Linked DNA regions of Homo sapiens: all the other regions are linked to region 2. Evidence: chromatin loops called from intact Hi-C (ENCODE). Cell type or tissue: GM12878. All regions are shown on one strand.

Region 1 (5,000 bases), 310 kb after region 2:
AGCCACTGCGCCCGACCAAAAATATGCTTCTGTCTATAATTACAAACTTTTGTTTATGTATTAATTATGATTCTGGAGGGGGGTTGCGGAGTTTATGAAAATTGGTGGCCGGCGGGGGGGAGATAAGGCTCTCCCAGGCCATTCCTTCCCCTTGCCAGTGCTGTAAAGAACTGTTCTAAATTGATGGAGAGAAGATTTCGAGTGCTATCACAATACACACATGCAAACACACACACACACAAAGGTAACATGAGGAGATGGATATGTTAATTTGCTTGACTGTAGTAATCGTTTCACTGTGTTTATGTATATACTACTTAAAATATACACTTTTTATTACAAAAAAAAGAGACAAAAATAAGTCGTATGGAAATATAAAGTTTAAAAAGATACAATTCTTGCCCTCAAAATAGCATATAGTCGAAACAAAAGGGTAGGGCACAAAGAGAGGGCAAAGCATGAATCAAAGAAAAAGACTGAGGTAACTGCTGATTATGGGCACAGTACATAACCAACTGTTCCACCTTGAGGTTACAAATGAAAACATCAATGTTGAGGGCTAAGTTGGTTTTAAATTCTGACTTAACACGGTGTTGATGGTGGCAAAAGACCTCCATGGAAGGGGGTGTAGGAAGAAGGAAGGAGAAGTGTCTTTTTCCTAGCACCCCCGGAAATGAGGTCCTAAGCCCTGTTGAGTCCAGAGAGGCACCTCGTCCCATCACACAGCTAATTATGTAGCAGCTCTTCGGGAAGAGGGGTTTCAAATCCTCCAGAGAGTTCAACACAGGTCTGGAGACTGAAAACAACCCAGGTGGAGCAGCTTCATTCAGCACTTACTGTGTAAATATGTTATTAAGCACTATATTGGGGATAAAATAGGACAAATATGTTCTCTATCTTCAGAGATATTGTTTGCAATGGAAGAAGTTTTCCTCTCTGCCACCTCACAATCACACTCAGGATCTTACCTGTGCATAATCATTCAGAAGGATCCACCAAAACAACTGGGCTTGCATTTTCCAGAAGCTTCTTGTCCTCGAGACTGTGTGCTCCTTATGAATAGAGTGCAAACAAATGCGACAAAAAATGTAGAAGATGCTCAGCCCATTATTATTATTATTATTTTTTCTAAAGATAGGGCATCACTGCAGCCCAGGCTGGAGTGTAGTGGTGCAAACATGGCTCACTGCAGCCTCGACCTCTAGGGCTCAAGCAATCCTCCCACCTCCCAGCCTCCTGAGTAGCTGAGACCACAGGTGTGTGCCACCATGCCTGGCTAATTTTATAATTTTCTGTAGAGATGGGGTCTCCCTGTGATGCTCAGGCTGGTCTCAAACTCCTGGCCTCAAGCAATCCCTCCACCTTGGCCTCCCAAAGTGGTAAGATTACAGGCATGAGCCTGGACAGTTCTCTTTAACTCTCAAATGCCCACATCAGAAAAGACAGTACAAATGTAAGCTGATTTTCCTATTTCTCTTTAGGGGCACTGTGTTAACAACAGTTTCTAACTTAATGAATGCCAATTGTGAGCCAATTTAAACCAAATAAACCAGGCCAAGTCATTCTATTACACAGTAGATCAGAGCAAAACCCATTCTAGCCTGGACCAGTGGCATCCAAACAATAACCTAAATGCCTGGGGAGAAAGGCCAATTTAATTAACATTCCACCCTGAACTCTTTTTTTTTTTTTTTTTGAGACGGAGTCTCACTGTATCAGCCAGGATGGAGTGCAGTGGTGTAACCTCAGCTTACTGCAACCTCTGCCTCCTGGGTTCAAGCAATTCTCCTACCTCAGCCTCCTGAGTAGCTGGGGCTACAGGTGAGTGCCACCATGCCTGGCTACTTTTTTGTATATTTAGTAGAGACAGGGTTTCACCATGTTGGCCAGGCTGGGTCTTGAACTCCTGACCTCAGGTGATCCGCCCGCCTCGGCCTCCCAAAGTGCTGGGATTACAGGTGTGAGCCATAGCGTCAGGCCCCTGAACTCTTGATTCTATCCACCATCCCCTCCTCCAAAACCTCTTCCTCCCCAAGCCTTCTCCACCTCAGAAAATGGCAACCCCATCATCCAGCCAGTTGCTTCATCCAGAGACTGGGGAGTCATCTTTAATGCATCTACTTTCTAACTTCCCAGATCTAGTGACCACATCCTGTCAATTCTACCTCCAATTTCTCTTGAATTCATCTACTTCTCTTTCCTCTGGCATCACCCTGATCCAAGTCATCTTCATCTCCCTCTAAGAAAACTGCAATGGCTTCCTAGCTGATCTGCTTACTTCCACTCTTACAGGAATCCATCAGATTCTTCAGAGACCTAATAGGTCTCTTTTTCTCCACATACCTAGCTCATCATAGCACTCATCGCAATTTATTTAAATATATATGTATGTATGTATGTATGTATGTATATAGCTACATATATTTGTTTATATATGTGTGTGTGTATACGTTTATGGAATGTTGCTCTCCTCAGAATTTAATCTCCATGAAGACAAAGTCCATGTCTGATTTTCTTTCACTGAAGTATTATTCCTAGTGCCTAACACAGTACCCAGCATATAGTCAGCATCAATAAAACTTGTTGGAAGAATGAAAGAATGAATGAACGAATGCTTTGTGGAATCCCTGCATGACAGAAGTCCTTCTGTTCACAATAGACAACTGCAGTCCAGAGCCCATTCTCTTAAAAGTCTTTCTTTTAACCTCAAAGCCACATGAGTCAATTCCTCAAAGAGAATGCACTTACTCCTCCAGGCTGATTATACAGTGACCTTCCAGCAGAGCCATTTAGGAAGAAAAGAGTCAGATCTCTGATGGAGCCAGACTAGATGGAGAGAAGCCAAATGAGAATTCCCTTTCTAATGCGTTGGAAAGATCTGAAGAAGAAAATGAAACAAAAATCTTAGACTTAGAGCCTTTGAGGAATTCTTGCCATCTGGTGGCAATAATATTAATCTGCAGGCAACCAAGCACTTTTCCTCGGCTTTCTATAGTATCTCAACATTTCTGAAATTGTACAATGATTTTAACCTTGGTGTGGGTCTCCTTTGATTTCATCATGCCCTGTATTCTAGAAATTTATGGCCTTCAGTTCTGGGAAATTTTCTCAAATTATTTCTTTTAGTATTTTTCTTCCCAATATTTTTTCTTTCTCTTGTTGAAATTTCTATTATATTATTCAGATGTTAGATCTCTGATCTTTTAACTTGCTTTTCTCTTTTCTTCTGTCTCATTATGTCTTTTTGTACTAATTTTTGAAAGGTAATAATTTTGGCTCCACCAAAATATCACTAAAACAGGCCATTGATTAAACAAAGACAACTTTATTCCTATGGCAGTAAGGAAGAACACTAACTTGACAGAGTCTTAGTAGCCTCTCAGAAGGGGCAGGGAAAAGTTGACATATTTATGAAGTTTTGAAGTCTGGTTTAAGGCAGGTCTTTCAATGCTAGGGCTTGATCAGAATTGGATAAGGATAATAGTTTAGAGTTGGTGGACACAGCAAGATTTTGAGGTGACGGATTCAAAGAGTGTTGGTGCCAGTCTTGGTGGCTCATGCCTGTAATCCCAGCACTTTGAGAGGCTGCTGAGGGAGGATCACTTGAGCCCAGGAGTTTGAGACCAGCCTGGGTTACATAGTGAGACCCCTGTCTCTACCAAAAAATAAAAAAATTAGCTGAGTGTGGTGATGCATGCCTGTAGTCCCAGCTACTCAGGAGACTAAGGAGGGAGGATCACTTGAGTCAAGGAGCTGGAGGCTGCAGTGAACTATGATCATGCCACTGCACTCCAGCTTGGGCAATAGAGCGTGACCCTGTCTCAAAAAAAAAAAAAAAAAAAAAAAAAAGAGAGCGAGAGAAAGAAAAAGAAAAAAACAATTCTTGGGGAGTAAACTGTCACTTGATGATATCTATTGGTAAATCGGACAGTTTGATGTTTATTTTAACAGTTTCTGGGGGAAATAAATCCCAGAATAAACAAAGTTATTTGCTTCTTTTATTGCCTCATGAAAGAGGTCCCTTTTATAATAAAGTTTTATTTGTGAAGAGACTGAAAGAGTAATGTCTTGTAAATTTAAACAGTAAACTATGTGGTTTCAGTCCTCAGAAACCACTTTATTTTCCTCGTCTTATTTTCCTTCCCTTCTGTTGAATTTTTTTTTTCTACTATAGCATTTTCCACTTACAGGAGTCTCTTTTCTTCTCAATTCTCCTTTTTAAAGCCTCCTTTCTTTGGGGAAAGGGGAGATATGATATCTTTTCCTAGCAACAGGAACAGACAGTAGGTATTTTTTAAACACATTTTCCTGCCAACTCCATTGCTTTGATTTCCTCTGAGTTCCATTTTGTTCATTCTGTCCTTCATGCTGGAGAAATTCCTTTATTGTCTGAAGGTGATCCTTTATAGGACAGTGACTAATCATAGGCATAAAGTATCAGTTAAACAAGATGAATAAGCTCTAGAGATCTGCAGCATGACAATGTGCCTATAGACAACAAAAACATATTGCACACCTAACAATGTGTTAATAGGGTAGATTTCATGTTCAGTGTTCTTACCACGATAAATTAAACTAAAAGAAAGAACAGTGAGACCAATACCAGAGGTGAGGCAGAGTAGGAGGTTGGGCTGATCAGTGTAGAATGATCTTATTAAGCTTGGAAGGTTTTCCCTGCTCTTGGGGTGGAACATTTTCCCAAAGAGGAATTTTCCAGTTTCCTGTGGGTTGAAGAGGGTAAGCTGGTTGCAGAATTCTCAGAACCGAGTTGGAGAAGGGAGCTAGGTTGTCACTGTCTAATATTGGCTTTCGTTTAAGTCCCATTTTCTGTAAAGTATCCCTACCCTCAACTATGGCTTTTTTTTCAGTCATTTTTCCCCTTTCAGAGATACCTACCACCTCTAATACCCAAGCTTTTCTGGAGTTCTGGGAATTGGCTTGCTCTGAGTTTTTTTCATTAATAGTTTAATGGGTTATCACTCTGCTAGGTCAGTTTCCAC
Region 2 (5,000 bases):
AAATGCAGATAGGTCTCAGTACAGCAATGGAGCCCTTAGGCCATTTTGTTCCCTGTGGCTGGAGGTGTGTGAGGCACATTCTCCTGGCCACCATAGGAGCCAGAACAAAGACCAGGATGGGTGTGACACAGCCTGATTTAAATGCCAGTCTGCGTCTTTAATAACAGGTCTGACTTGTAAAGTAATACAAGCTGCTGCTCAGGATGGCACTGCTTTCAGGAGTGTCTTTTGAGTCAGTAGAATAAGACGGCTCCCAGGCAGACTGCATAGGGACAAAGTGATTCGTGTGTGCCTCACCTCCTCTCTCCTTGCTATTATACTTGCAATCCAAACAGGAAAGAAGTACTTGCCCTGACTCAGAAGCAGTCTATTCCCTGTTCCTCCATTCTGAGAGGGTGAATTGACAGATCTTAGGATTCCTCACTTGAGGCCTAGGCTGTGAGGTGGTTAAAGGCCAAAAACAACCCACCTGCAATGAGTGCATTTGCCTGGAAGCTGCAATTGCAGCAAGAGCCATTGATGTCACAGTACGTTAATGCCAGTAAGAGTCTTAGGGATCACCTCCTGTCTGTACATTTATCCCTAAGGGAAACTAACTTTCTCCAGTGATAAAAATTTCGCTTCTAGTACTAGCTATGCTCTTTCTTCAAAGCTATGAAGGTGCAAAATAGATGGAGCTGAGTGGTAGGCTACAGACCCAGAAATGCAGGCCCAGGAAGGCAGAATCAAGGATAGATTTCTCCAGATGGTGGTGGGGATGAAATGTCTCAAAACAGCCCTGCCTTAACGGGAATGTCCTAACCATCCCGCAGTTGTTAATTTCTCCTAGCAGCTTTGTCTTCCTTCTATCAGCATCATTGTTATCTCAAGGAGACGCTCCTGAGCCAAATCTCACCCAGTTCTAGTCTCACTGTTGCTCATTTCTATCCCTAGAGGTGTGGAGTTTTACCGGCTGTCTAGAATTAAAGCAACCTTGCAGGAAAATAACAGTTCTGTGTATCCTCACCACTAGGCTCTCTCCTTACAGAGAAACTCATGCCTTCTTCACTTTTGTTCTTCCAATATCATCAGACTGGATAAAGAAAAATAGCAGATAGATTGGTGTAGCCCCATAATTCCCCATTATGGATATAGTTTTATCAAGATATTTAAAGTAAAACTCCTAAGGTCAATTTCTATCCCTACTCCTAGGGTCTCCAACTTAAGAAAATTCACCTTTTTCCAAAAATCAAATCCCAGCCCCACCACCTACACCTGTGTGATCCTGGGCAGTTATCAGACCCAATGCGTCTCAGCTTCCTCACCTGTAAAATGGTAATAACAATAGTTACCTCCTAAGGTTGCTGTTATGAGATAACATGTATAAAGCAACTGAAATATAATACACGCTCAACAGAGCTGGGGCTCTGAATTTTAGGTTTGAGAAGGAGCTGACATAGATCTGGTATTAAAAATCTAGCCAAATATGAGAATAAGAAAAGAAATTGGACGACATGAAGGAAACACGCAGCAAAAAAATAAGGGAAACACCCAGGTGTGTGGCCGAGAGGAAGATTACATCTCTGTGCTGGTCATTGATATCTTCGTCCTTGAATTCCTGGATTAGCAGACATGGAAAATACATAAACTCCTAAGTAGGATCCTTATTATTAAATTAAATAATGTACATTAAAACATTTTGAAAAATATAACTTACTAGAATAACCTACAAGACAGTGATATGCTTATAGTTGCAATAAACAGAGATCTGTTAGGCACAGGAGGGCGGTATGGTAAAAATGTTTGTGAAAATGTGGAAAACAAGAACCTTAGCCTAGAACCCAAGAAAAGTCTAGCGCCCAAGTCTCACAGAGCCCATACAGGCAAATTGGCTCAGGATCCAAGGCATTTTGAGGGAGCTGATTACTTTGTCCCCTTTCAGAAGCAGAAGTTCATCAACCTCCTACTCATCTCCACTTAATACTCATCTACTCTGTCAGTATCTGTGTGCCCTCTCACTTATTTAATTACTAAAGGGTTGACTCTGACTATTCTAGTGCATATTCCCCAGATGGTAATTGACTAAGCCATTGAGATTCCCTGCAGTCTCCATCTAGGCAGAGTTTCTCCTGCCAGGCCAATTCATCACTGACTAGCCCGTGGGTTGGCTACTCTTGGGCCAGGTGTCCACCCCATATCCAATCAGTTAAGGCCTGACATTGTAGGCTCAGATGAATAAAAGCATGGAAACACATGGGATCCCAAAGATCCCAGCAAGATCTTTGGACTGGAATGTTTTTCTTAAATGACGATTCTGAGCATGGCTGTTAATAGATGACAGATGAATTGATCATTAATTGATCAAAACCTCAAGCCTAACATCAAACTGGGAGACTCAAGAAGTTAGAAAATATCTTAAATCCTATAAAATGTTTCAGATAGATTGCTTTCAAGCATCTCACTGTTTAAACAAAGGTCAGACCATACAGAAAATCCTAATTTGCCTAAAAAGTTATAGTTAAAAAGGCTTAGGCCAGCCAGGAGCAGTGGCTCCCACCTGTAATGCCAGCACTTTGGGAGGCCGAGGCCAGGAGTTCGAGACCAGCCTGGCCAACGTGGCAAAACCCCATCTCTACTGAAAATACAAAAAATTAGCCAGGGGTGGTGGTGGGTGCCTGTAGTCCCAGCTGCTTTGGAGGCTGAGGCACAAGAGTCGCTTGAACCCGGAGAAAGAGGTTGCAGTGAGCCGAGATCGCGCCACTGCACTCTAGTGTGAGCAACAGAGCAAGACTATCTCAAAAAAGAAAAAAGGCCTAGGCCGGCCAAACTTCATCAGACCAATTGAGACAATACTAGAATTTGTAGAACTGGGAGAACAATACCACAAGATGGCAGCATTATCCCTTTTGTGCCTTGTACTGTTAAAAAGTCTGAGAGCCAGATTATCTGTTGAGCCTGCTCTCAATTGGCCCACCTCTTTCCTGAAGCTATTTTTAAGAGAACTGAGCAGCCCCTAGTTGATGGAGAATATATAAATCTAAATAGACATGGCATCTATTTTTTTATCCTCCAGTTCACTCATTATCTCTGAGCTCATTTGATTTCTAAAATCTCAGGACCTGTTATCATTATTTTTTAGTATAATTAAATACATAATTAGGCATGGAAGCAGTGGCTTGTATTATCCAAGGATTACAAGCTCCTTAGCCATGTCTGAATTGCAGAAATTCAATTTTTTAATTGTAACATTCTTTATTTGTCATTTATGTAATCCAGTTTTTCGTTATAACTTTTAAAAATATATGTATATCTCTTTCCTACAAGATTCAATTCAAGCCCAAAATACATACTGAAAACCAACTATGAATGTTAATTTTATGTGGGAATTTGGGTAGGCCATGGTGCCCAGTATCTGGCCAACCACCAGTCTAGACGTTGCTGTGAAAGTATTTTTAAATGAGATTAAATTTAATTCAGTAGACTTAAAGGAGATTGTCCTCCATAATAGTGGGGGCCTCATCCAAGCAGTTGAAGGCTTTAAGAGAAAAAGACTGAGATCCCCAGGGAAGAGGAAATTCTGCCTCCAGACCGCCTTTGGACTCAAACTACAACATCGACTCCTCCCTGGGTTTTCAGCTGTTGGCCTGCCCTACAAATTTCAGACTTGCCAGCCCTCACAATAAGCTATAGACCAGGCACCGCACCATGGAATACAAAGATAATTAAGAAATATCTTGGGCCGCGCACCTGTAATCCCAGCTACTTGGGAGGCTGAGGCAGGAGAATCGCTTGAACCCGGGAGGCAGAGGTTGCAGTGAGCCGAGATCGAGCCACTGCACTCCAGCCTGGCAACAGAGCAAGACTCCGGCAAAAAAAAAAAGAAAAGGAAAGAAATATCTTTGATCTCATGTTAGGAAAACTCCCTACTGGAACCAATAATTGCCTCCATAAGTGGAGGGCAAGCTCAGACCAAAGGAAGAGGTAGACCACTCCAGGTTGGTAGGTAGCCAAAAATTTATTCAGGGGGAACTTACATAGAAGGCAGTCTTGGGCAGCAGCAAGACAAGGTACATCTCAGAACTTGCAATATACACCTAACCTTTCATACCATGAAAATGAAAGTGCACAGAAAGTCTCTGATGACATGTTAAGCCATCTGGTTGCTTTCTTAATCTATTTACTCTAGTTACCTTCTATCTCTTTAATTCCTACTTACAGGGATTGTTTGGGTTCCCTACAATGAATGTTCCTAAGCATGCTGGGCAGAGGGTGGGACTGCAGGGAATGGGGTAGGGGGAGGTTCCAGGCAGCAGCAGTTCACTGCTTCCTATGACTCACTTCAGTCATATACCCAGAACGCATCTGAAAAACACATGAACACATAACTAATACTGTGTTAAGACAATGTATTATGAAAATACTGTGGGAACACAGAAAAATAAATTCTTTGGGTGGCAGTGAGAAAAACTGTAAAGAGGTGCCATTTGACTTGCAAAGAATAAACAGGTCTCCAACAGGCAGACATTAGAGGCAGTGGAAACCCGATGAGCAAAAATAGATGTGCAAAAGGTGGCAAAATAAGTAGTCCCCCATGTAGATATGTGACTTCGAGGTACTAAGATATAATATCCAACATTTGAGCTCTTACTATTTTGTTAATAAGGGCTTTTATATAGATATCATGAAACTTTACATCCTTATCAAGTTACAAGCTCTTAGAATCCTAACTTCACGATTTTAGAAACTTAGGAACACAGAATTTAAGCAATTTGTCTAATGCCCCAAATCAAGCAGGAACATGAACCAAAGCAGTCTGACTTTATTTATTTATTTATTTAGGGACAGGGTCATGTTCTATCACCAGGCTGGAGTGCAGTGGTGGGATCATGGCTCACTGCCTTGACCTCCTGGGTTCAAGTGATCCACCCACCTCAGCCTCCCAAGTAACTGGAACTACAGGCATGTGCCACCACACCTGTCTAATTTTTTCTTTTCTTCTTTTTTTTTTTTTGGCAGAGATG
Region 3 (5,000 bases), 410 kb after region 2:
AAAATTAGTTGAGTGTGGTGGTGTGTGCATGTGGTCCCAGCTACTTGGGAGGCTGTGATGGGAGGATGGCTTGAGACCAGGAATTCAAGGCTGCAGTGAGCTATGATCACACCACTGCACTCCAGCCTGGGTGACAGAATGAAATACTGTCTCAAAAAAAAAAAAAAAAAAAAAGAAGAAGAAGAAGAAAGAGCACCATTGGTCCACGTTGGAGACTTTCTCTTCCCAGCTGCAAACTGATATCACCAATATAGCTCTCCTTTCTACCATCTAGCCATCTTGGTGATCTTCTGGATGACACACTCAAGCCTCATATCCATTTTTTTTTATCCAACATGTTCATCCCCTCTACCTCCATGCTAAAGAGAAAACATCTATAGGTGTGATTTGAGGGAAGAGTCCCTCGTTCATCCCTAGATGAGTATTAGTCCCCGAGCTCCAACATCAACTACTAGTCCAGGGAGCAGAAATTCTCTTCTGTCTCTCCTGAATGAAGACTTTTATCAGGATATAATTATCCATTTACACCTAACCTTTCTAAAACACAGATATGACTATGTCTCTCTTCTGCTTAAAAATGGGAACTTAAATGCCCCTCTCCCCTCAATGCCTGACACAAAGCCTATGGACAGCCTTCAGGAAATTTGTGAATTCCTGATATTTTATCATAGGTGTATTACTTTGGAGAACAAGGCTGTGGCTGTCAATGGATCCCCAAAGCAATGTTACCACAAAATGTGAAGAAACACCAGCCTCCAGGAAAAAGGCCTGACTCAAGTAAGAGATTCATCAAAATTTGGCTCCAGCCTCTCACCCTCCACTCTCTCCTCCATATCTTTGTTGTTTCTTTGTTTGTTTGTTTTAGGGGGAATTACAGGCATGTGCCATTGCACCCATCTAATTTTTGTATTTTTAGTAGAGATGGGGTTTCACCATGTTGGCCAGGCTAGTCTCGAACTCCTGGCCTCAAGTGATCCGCCCTCCCCGGCCTCCCTCCCCTCCATATCTAATGTTGTAGCTACAACTTGTCTTTTCCTATGCTATCTGTGCATCATACTTCCTTGCTTTTACTTATGCCTTTCTCTTTGCCTAGAATACCCTTTCCTTTTTATCTTTTTTGAGACAGAGTCTCATTCTCTCACCCAGGCTGGAGTGCAGTGGAGCAATCTCGGCTCACTACAACCTCCGCCTCTCAGCCTTAAGTGATTCTCCTGCCTCAGCCTCCCAAGTAGAATATCCTTTCCCTTTCTTTTCCAGGAAAAGTACTATGCATGCCTTGGAACTCAGATCAAATGTTGTATCCTGGTAGAATCAACGATCTAAGCTCCAACACACTTTGTATATATGTCTGGCATAGTTCTAATTAGTTCTTCACTCATCTGATTAACCCCGAACTAAAATGATCTCAGAGTAAGAATGGGTCTTATTTAATTCATATCTCCAAGGCCTAGCACAGATCATACTAGGCACTACTGGTTATTGGGCAGGAGGATAGGTGTCAGCATGGACCATTGCCCAACAGAACAGGAACACATCTCCCTCTGAGCATGCCTCCTCAGACCCCCTACTCACCCAGGACCATTTCTGCTCAGCCTGATGCTTTGGCTCTCTGAACTCTGTAGTGAGCTTTGTATTTGCAGATTTTTCTGACCAGTAACTCAAAACTAATTTTGGAGACCAACATTGCCAATTTAAAACGTTTCCAAGAAAAGATGTTTTTTAAAACCTATCACTGGCTGGGTACAGTGGCTCATGCCTGTAATCTCAACACTTTGGGAGGCCGAGGCAGGTGGATTACCTGAGGTCAGGAGTTCAAGACTAACCTGGCCAACAAGGTGAAACCCCGTCCCTACTAAAAATACAAAAATGAGCTGGGTGTGGCGGCACATGCCTGTAATCCCAGCTACTCAGGAGGCTGAGGCAGGAGAATCGCTTGAACCTGGGAGGCAGAGGTTGCAGTGAGCCAAGAGCAAGACTCCGTCTAAAAAACAAACAAACAAAAACAAAAACAAACAAAAAAACACCTATCACCTACTTTCTCCATAGTTTTATAAAAGTCACTTTAATACCTCAAAAATAAAAAGGTCATTGTCTCAGCCTAGAGGACAGTCCTTTGGATTAAATGCATTTAGCATTTTAAAAGCTTACCACATTGACCTCATTTTTTCATTCAGTGGTGAAAAGTTTGTCCTAGTTTATCAGTTCTAAAAAGTTTGGAAACCACTGATTTAGACCTTTGCTTCTGCAAGGCAGCTCCTGCATTCTTCCTGACTCAGGAATTAGTTTCAGGTCTCATGCCAGGAATAAAGTCCTGCACCATCTTTCCCTACAGTTTCTTTTTGTGGATATGGAGAGAAGTACCTAGAAACAAGAGACCGACTACAGCATATTGAACAGTCTATGCTGGTCACTTGACTTTGGATGAGGGGCAAATCTCAGTTGACAAACTCAGCTCAAAAATAAACTACTCTAGGCAAGAAGTATCTTATACAGCTTTGCAGCCCCCAATGACTTAAGAACTAAGAGATGCTAGTTTATGGGAAGAATGAAGAATGAATGAATGAATGAATGAGTGGATGGATGGATGGATGGATGGATGGATGGATGGATGGATGAATGGATAGATAAGTAGATGGATGAAATCTGAGTCCTCATTACCCAGAGAATCCCTGTGGAACAGGCTCAGTTAAGTCAGAAGTGGTATGTTGCAAATTAAATGAGTCTTTTCCAGCCTCAGCTTTTCACTACTACTTCCTGGGGCACAGCGCCTTCTAGTGGAAATCCAGATGTGCTGCCTCCTCCCTAGACGGCCCTAAACATGGGCCCTTTGATGACTCCCTCCCAGATCACCATCTCCTCACTGTGAAAACCTCAATGACATCCCCATTGATGAGGCTCAGTAGATTCAGGCAGGTCCCTTCTAGTAACCCAAGTACTCACAAGATGAACAATGAAGGATTCCATTAGAGCTTTAGGCTAGAGCAGCACTTCTCAAACTTTCCTGTGCAGATGAATCACTTGGAGAGGACCTTGTGGAAAACCGAAGATTTTCACTGGGTAATTCTGAGTTGTGGATCAAGATTCTGAATTTTGGACAAGCCTTCCAGGACCAGAGCCTGCTGGTCCAGTGGCAGCTGCTCAACACTGCGCCCCTGTGGGGGTTGGCAGCTCCCAGATATACGAGGTATAACCAGGGAGTATAACCAGGAAGCTGTGGGGTTGATGGTTTAAGCAGACAATCTGAAGCTTATAAATTACTGTTGTCCCTTTCAAGGTTTGCCCTTTGAAGTCTACACACTCCTACCAAAAAAAAAAAATTGTTTTTCTTTTGCTGGAATGTTATTTATAAAACATTTCTGGCATTGTCATTGAAATTTTTGTGCCTTAAAAGACTCAGTGGTGACATTTTTCTCTTTGAAGGTAGCTTTAAAAGCAGTCAAAAGTTATTTCAAAATAGAATGTGATTATAAATATTGAGGTGGATGTACTCATATGGCTTATAAATTAGCCCTGAAAATAATCTCCAAATAAGAATTCCAAAAATATTTTGGGCAGCTGTTTGGAGAAAGTGGAATGCCTGATTTGAAACACAATACTCATTTGGATGTTTATGTTCCAGGGTGTTCATTTTTAAGGAGTTGATTTCATTATGTTATATTCCCATCTACTATATTATTTAAGTAAAACTTCAGTAGGGCTTTGTAAGTGCCAGGCACTATTGCTTTACAAATATTCATTCATTTAATCTTCATAACAATCCTTTTACAGATGAGAAGTCATTCTACAATCATTTTACAGGTGAGAAAACTGAGGCATGGAGACATGTTGCTTCCCCAGGGTCACCTAGTTAGTAAATGGATGAGTTGAGATTCAAATCTTAAACAGCCTACTTTCAGGTGTCAGAGGCTTCATTACTAAGCTATGCTAGCTCCCCCAACAGAGACGAGGTCTCATTATACTGTCTAGTCTGGTCTTGAACTCCTGGGCTCAAGCAATCCTCCCACCTTAGTCTCCCAAAGTGCTGGGATTACAGGCGTGAGCCACCATCCCCAACTTATGCTACCCCTTAATTAGAGTTAGGACTAGTCTAGTACTATCAACTACTGTACCTCAGGGTCTATCAGATGGAAGGGAAAAAAATTCAAAGTGACTTAGAGGTTGGAAACCTGCAGAAATTAACAAATCCAACCAAGATGGGAACAACTGGAGCTGGAATGTGTGAACAGGGTGCTCTTAAGTATAAGCACCCTACCTCTTTCCTGGCACTGAGACCTAGAGAAGAGTTCCAACCTCAAGCTGGAAGTGATAGGAGGAAATATTACATTCCCAGAATCAGAAATCATAAAACAATTTTAAAAGCAAGGGACCAACAGGAAGGGGGTGCTGACTGATTGCTCAGAGAGGGTGTCCCAGGGCAGCGGGGTCTTGATGAGGTCATTCCAGGCCAGGGTCTCCAGGAGCAGGGCTTTGCCAGCCCTGACATTCCATTTTGTCAGTGTACCTAGAGATAAGTAGGCACAAGGGAAATGAATTATGCTAACCAGACTCTTATGAGTCTAAACCAAAACACCCACAGTTAGGAGAACAGTGCCAATAAGCTTGTTCAAAGCATGCTTTTTCCTGTAGGGAAGTCTAATGGGCAAATCATTATCAAAGTCTGTTTTGTAAGGAAAATTGACTGAGTGACCTCAGAAGAGGATGTTATGAAATGTTGAGAGCTGGATGCGCCCATCTCATGGACTACCGTGTAGCTGCCAAAAAGGCAGCCCTCCCCTCGTGTCACTCTTCCTGCAACTAGGTCACAATACAACACTTTCAGTTCAGCTTTCTTTAGCATTCCTGACCTCAGACATGGATGGCTAGTGGGTTATCTCAGATGGTGAATGTTTGTGATTTTTGTTTTATTGGTTGACGCTTTTTTTTTTTTTTGAGACAGGGTCTTGTTCTGTTGCCCAGGCTGGAGTTCAGTGGCATGATCACGGCTCACTGCAATCTCCCCC

Evidence for each region. A loop is a pair of places that touch in the nucleus more often than their neighbours do. Peaks named below come from ENCODE experiments on the same cell type or tissue, not always from the same donor. Only the 100,000 strongest peaks of a DNase experiment are listed, where the experiment ranks them.
Region 1: it touches region 2 in a loop (15-fold over the local background); 6 of 110 quality-filtered maps call a loop at or near these places.
Region 3: it touches region 2 in a loop (3-fold over the local background); 7 of 110 quality-filtered maps call a loop at or near these places.

Annotation. Positions count from the first base shown.
Region 1 is chr15:45,305,253-45,310,252 of GRCh38, reverse strand. No RefSeq gene overlaps it. Among named protein-coding and RNA genes, the nearest start is that of SLC28A2-AS1, 29 kb to the right of the region's middle. In GM12878, a CTCF peak has its summit at 2,938 (motif pointing left); a DNase peak (open chromatin) is centred at 2,862; H3K4me3 peaks cover 372 bases.
Region 2 is chr15:45,612,285-45,617,284 of GRCh38, reverse strand. No RefSeq gene overlaps it. Among named protein-coding and RNA genes, the nearest start is that of SQOR, 20 kb to the left of the region's middle. RefSeq lists an enhancer at 2,614-2,733. In GM12878, a CTCF peak has its summit at 2,873 (motif pointing right); a DNase peak (open chromatin) is centred at 2,880; H3K27ac peaks cover 501 bases.
Region 3 is chr15:45,203,099-45,208,098 of GRCh38, reverse strand. No RefSeq gene overlaps it. Among named protein-coding and RNA genes, the nearest start is that of TRH-GTG1-9, 4.4 kb to the right of the region's middle. In GM12878, a CTCF peak has its summit at 2,777 (motif pointing left); a DNase peak (open chromatin) is centred at 2,771.